2 separate regions of the Homo sapiens genome follow, and region 2 is linked to region 1. The links are chromatin loops, found by intact Hi-C in ENCODE. Cell type or tissue: K562. All regions are shown on one strand. Each heading gives the region's core, and the rest is flanking DNA. Links, peaks and the distances in the headings are about the cores only.

Region 1 (2,923 bases), core at 204-2,703:
GCCTTGAACAGCTCAAACTCTAATGGAGTAAATAGATAAATAAGCCACTGTGATGATAATAATAATAATAAAAAGTTAAAAATGGCAAGATAAGACCATGAAGCATGTGGTGTAACAATTCAGGGAGATGCCATAGCTTAGCAGATAAGAGCACAGACTCAGGACTGAGATGAGTCTCACTCCAGTGCCAGCTGCAGAGGCTCAGCTGCATCAGTCTCTCTGCTCTTCAGGGGTCTTAGCTGTAAAACAAGAATGCTCTTCGTGGGAACTCAGAGAATGGGCATGTCAGGTATTCAGAGCAGTCCTGTAGCCCAGAAAGCCTAAGTCAGTACTATCATGATCATGGAAGAGTAGATTATTGAAGCTGACTTAGAAGAACTGGAAAGACTTCTTGAAGGGCTTTAGATTTCAGCTGAGCCTTGAAACAAGAGTTGTTATTTTAAAACAGAAACAAAAAGGAAAAACTCCAATAGTCTGGATGCAGCCAACAAAGCACCTTCCAGACAACAGAAGCAGCTGGGAAATGAAACAACAAACAAACAAGGCAAAGCCACATCTCAGAACAGGGCATGTTGTATGGACTCATGTACTTGGAAAGTGAGGTTCAGGGAAATTCCAAGTGAATGGCAGGAAATAAAGCTGGAAACCTAAGGAAGGACTAGGCCCTAAGGCAGAGAGAGATTCTTTAAGTACCTCAGCCCATAGGGACAAATCATCGGTTTTCCTTTTACCTAAACGGAAACATGTTTCTTGTCTTAGAGAATTATGTTTTCTTTTCGGTTTATTTTCTATTTTAAATTTAAAATTTGAATTGTAAGCCTATAGGATCCCAAGAGTTCCAAACTCTATATTTTTCTTACTCCTTTAACTCTGCCTTCAGCATATGTCATGGTAAAATGTAAATTAACCTAAATCTATACAATAAAAATAAAATAAAAATTAGACGGGTAGGCTGTTATGTTTTCAGGGTGTGCGGTGTTTGTTTGCTGTTTGTTTTTACAGCTAATAATTCTGAACAAAACCAAAGCACATAAGCAATCTCAGCAGGAGATAAACTAAGCTGTCATAGAATCATAGTTTCAGTTATTGCATTAATCAGCATTAACTTCATGTAAAACTCGACAAAAAAGAAAAACGTTTGAGCTCCACCTTGTGGTAGCATATCTGAGCCAAGCTCATGTCTCAGGTTCTTTGTGCAGGAAAAGCATGTCTTAGTGAGCCCGCAAAAAAACCCTGCATTATTTAAAGAAGAAGAAGACTAGGAAAGCTTTGAAAAATTGTTCCAGAATGTGCAAATAAGGGCTGCTTATTTATAGGGTTTCTAATATTAGAAATATCACAGTGTACACTGATGGCCCTGGGACAGCATCCTGCCAACAGATGGTGTGTGTGTGTGTGTGTGTGTGTGTGTGTATGTGCGCGCGCGCGTATTAATTTGTGCTAATTACTAACATTTAAATATTATAGTATGTGACATAAAAATCAAGGTTTCCAGCTTCTCTTTAGACACCAGAAGATCTGGGAGCCCTGCGTCTGCAATAATTAGCTAGAACTGAGCATTGGATGCCCCCTAAAGATAGTGAATGTTGTCTACATTTTATTGGCTATAAACCGACAGAGGAGGCAACACAGAAGTGGCAACGTGCATATCTGTCAATACTTCTCCATCTTCACTGTACCCCATAACCTCACCCAGACGACCTAGGCAAGACACCATGAGCACACTGCCTGCTGTTTGAAACAACACAGAAAACCTGGTGTGTCATTGCTCTCAAACAACTTTTATTTTTAAAGACCTTTATGTTGCTTTGCTAAAAAAGTAAAATAAAAACTTTCCTTGATCTCACTGGCCTTATCAACATTAAGATCCCAAATGTTATCGCACCCACATTTTGAGTCCTAGACATTGGTACTATGCAAAATCTCATCTGATTATGTCTGAGAGTCCATAGTTTATGAATTGATCTATTCAGGCTGTCTCACTGTGTGGCCTGCTCTGTTCTCTTATTTCACTCCTTCAAGCCAATACCTGAGAAGTGCCTGCTGTGCCTGTCATGAGTTTAGCAGACTCCTTTGAAGTGGGCTATCACCAGTGCTCCCCAAACAGACAGCTGATGGTAGTATCACAGTGTTTTTCTACCCCATTCGCAGGTGGACTTGCAGGGCTTTATTTCCCGAGAACCAAAAGTGCGCTACATGTACTCCACCGTCTCAGAATCCCCACTCCATGAACAGCTCCACTGGATTCTGGCTGCAGTCTCTATCTGTCCCCACTGTACTCTAATCTCATCCATTCCCCTTCCCTTCTCCTACTTCCTCAAAGGCTACATCTCTGCATAGCCATGCAAATCAACTGCTGCAGTCAGATGGAGGGGGAGCCACCAACACTATCTACTTATCAGAAATTTCCCAGAAGATCTGAATTCTAGATCTGGGTATGATTTAATTGGAACTCTCACTAAAACTTATTTCATAAACTCAGAGAATTCTTAGAACAACACTGCCCAATAGAGATGAAATGCACACGACAAATGCAAGCCACATGGCATCTTAACTTTCCTAGTGACCACATTAAAAAAGAAACAGGTCAATTAGTATTAGTAATATATTTTACTTAGCCAAATATATTCAAAATAGTATTTTTTTAACATGTAAGCACAATGAAAAGATATTAATGATACATTTTACATTAGCTTTTTCCTATGGAGTCTTCCAAATCCAGCGTATATTTTACATCTCCATTTCCAGCCATGTTGCATGTGCTCAATAGTCACATATGGCTAGTGGCTGCCATATTGGACAGCTCAGGTTTACAGCACAGGAAGAAATTTTAGAATCATGTTATGCAACCTCCTTGTCTTACAAATAATTGAGACTTGGAGAGGTTACATAATTTCCAACAGGTCAAACAACTAATCAGTAG
Region 2 (2,923 bases), core at 125-2,624, 100 kb before region 1:
TGGTTCTAAGTCTTTGCTATTGTGAATAGTGCTGCAATAAACATACGTGTGAATGTGTCTTTATAGCAGCATGATTTATAATCCTTTGGGTATATACCCAGCAATGGGATGGCTGGGCCAAATGGTATTTCTAGTTCTAGATCCTCGAGGAATTGCCACACTGTCTTCCACAATGGTTGAACTAATTTACGCTCCCACCAACAGTGTAAAAGCATTCCTGTTTCTCCACATCCTCTCCAGCATCTGTTGTTTCCTGACTTTTTAATGATCTGCATTCTAATTGGCATGAGATGATATCTGATTGTGGTTTTGATTTGCATTTCTCTAATGACCAGTGATGATGAGCTTTCTTTCATATGTTTCTTGGCCACATAAATGTCTTCTTTGGAGAAGTGTCTGTTCATATTCTTCTCCCACTTTTTGATGGGGTTGTTCAGGTAAATTTAAGTTCTTTGTAGATTCTGGATATTAACCCTTACAAGCACTGATTTTTAACTATGAACCAGGCTACCTAGAGAAAGCTTACAATCTTTATTTACCCTTATAGCTAGGTATGGACATGAGACTAAGCTAAGGTCAATGAGCTCCAAGCTTCAGGGAAACCTCCTCAAAATGTAGATGGACCCTAGAGCTTTGTCACTTTCCTCTGAGTCCTGGAATTTAAATGTAATGGTTGGAGTTCTAGCAGTCTTCTCTTATCAGGAGGCAAAGAGCCATACCTTAGGGATGTTAGAGCAGTGAGCTGGAAGCAGCCTCTGTCTTTCCATTCTGACACCATGGCTGCCATGGACAACCTGCTTACAATCTGTTTATGTGAGAGAAGAATCCATTTCCATCTTGAATATTTATTTTGGGTTTTGCATCAGAGGCAGCCAAATTTAATCCTAACTGATCTAAAGACAAAGAGAAAGCACAAGTACATCAGTAATTACAATAGATATAAATAAAGGAGTAAATATATATACACATTAAATACATATTAAACATAAACGTTAAATAAAGACAGGTTGGATAAAAAGCAGTCCAGCTGTATGCTCTTTAAAACCTAAATCTAAAATATAAGGACACTGGAAATTTGAAAGTGTTAATTTGTTTCATTAAATAAAATTAATATTTTAACAGAAAAAAAAAAAGTCAAGAAACTGCCAATGCCTGAAGTTCGGTTGGTGTTGTTTTGTCCTAATCAGAGACAGGAAATTCAAGAAAAAGATTATGTTGCAAAAATGATAATGTGTTCCTTTAGTGGTCTTAAAATATAAAATAAAGGACTAGGTAGTAACCTAAGTGAAAGGCGACTAGAATAAATAATAGAGATAGATCGAGGTCTATGTTGGAGTGCAGTTATTCTCAAAGTTGAGCATGAATCAGAATCACCTGGAGGGCTTGTTACACCACAAATTGCTGAGCCCCACCCGAGAGTTTCTGATTCAGTAGGTCTAAGATGGGGTCAGACACTGCATTTCTAAAAGATTGCCAGTGGATGTAGTTGTTGCTCCAACTTTGAGAACCTTTACTACTCAGCTTCATGGTTGCATTATGAGGAAATGGAACCCAGAGCTGCTCCAATGATTCTGACAGCTGACCACACATTAGAATTACCTAAGGCACTTTAAACGCACTTGGGCTCAAACTACTCCTACAGAGTCAGAATCTTTTATTTTTTGTTTGTTTGTTTTGAATTCCCCAGGTGATTTTAATGTGTAGCAGAGAGGCTAAAACTATTCTTCAGGTCTTCTGACAGTTTAAGAAGTTAAAATCTGGGGTTTAAAATGTTTCTAATTTGTACAGTATTGCACAGTCCACATAAAACAAATATGCTGGCTCTCAGGTTTGCAAACCCAGCAACATGATGAGGTGTGGCATTTAGCTTAGTTATCTGACCAGCAGTTGAAATGCAAAGCCAGGGCCTGGAAGATAAATTTGGATTGTGGTCATAGATCTGGATATGTATGTATAACTTTAAAATGTGAAAACAAATTCAAGCAAGCAAATGCAAACCAAAAGTTTTATATTCTCCAAATATAATAATTACTTTAAAAAGCAAAAGCTTTCACAGAAATCGTTATTTATTGCATAATACGTTTGCAATATAATAAAGATTTATAATGCAACCAAAACTGGAAGGTTTTTAAAATGTAACTCTTTCTTCCTCTCTCACCATATAACATACTTGCTCCTTTGCTTCTGCGATGAGTAAAAGCTTTCTGAGGCTTCAACAGAAGCAGAGCAGACGCTGGTGCCATGCTTGTTCAGCCTGCAGAATTGTCAGCCAAATAAACCTCTTTAAAAGAAAATTATAACTTATCTAGTCTCAGGTATTTCTTTAAAGCAACATAAAATGCATTAACATCAAAAATTAGTACCAAGGAGTGAGGCATTTCTATAAAGATACTTGAAAATGTGAGCAGCTTTGGAACTGGGTAACAGGAAGACATTCGAAGAGTTTGTTGGGGAGGGGGTACTCGGAAGAGGACAGAAAGATGAGAGAAAGTTTGGAACCTCTTGGAAACTGGTTAAGTGATTGTGACCAAAACGCTGATAGAAATATGGACAGTGAAGACCAGGCTGATGAGGTCTCAGATGGAAATAAGGAATTTATTGGAAACTGGAGCAAAGGTTACCTTTGTTATGCCCTAGCAAAGAACCTGGCTGCATTGTGTCCATGCTGTAGGGATTTATGGAAGTTTAAACTTAAGTGTAATGACTTAGAATCTGGCAGGAAAAAATTTCTAAGCAGCAAAGCACTGAAGATGTGGCATGGCTGCTTCTAACAACCTATGATCAGATTTAGGAGCAAAGGAAAAACTTAAAGTTGTAACTTATAATTAAAAGCAAAGCAGAGTGTAAAAATTCAGAAAATTTTCAGCCTGAACATGTGGTAGAGAAGGAAAGAGCATTTTCGGGAGAAGAATCCACCAGCTGG

Evidence for each region. Peaks named below come from ENCODE experiments on the same cell type or tissue, not always from the same donor. Only the 100,000 strongest peaks of a DNase experiment are listed, where the experiment ranks them.
Region 2: a loop joins it to region 1, with 3 times the contacts of the local background. A loop is called at or near these places in 3 of 110 quality-filtered maps.

Annotation. Positions count from the first base shown.
Region 1 is chr9:72,855,471-72,858,393 of GRCh38, reverse strand. LOC124902181 (a long non-coding RNA gene) reads left to right here. Exons shown (of 2, transcript XR_007061578.1): 2 at 1-942. Among named protein-coding and RNA genes, the nearest start is that of LINC01474, 17 kb to the left of the region's middle. RefSeq lists an enhancer at 1-358. In K562, for the core only: a CTCF peak has its summit at 1,168 (motif pointing left); a DNase peak (open chromatin) is centred at 1,153.
Region 2 is chr9:72,959,188-72,962,110 of GRCh38, reverse strand. No RefSeq gene overlaps it. Among named protein-coding and RNA genes, the nearest start is that of ALDH1A1, 7.6 kb to the right of the region's middle. In K562, for the core only: a CTCF peak has its summit at 1,498; no DNase peak of the experiment used is centred there.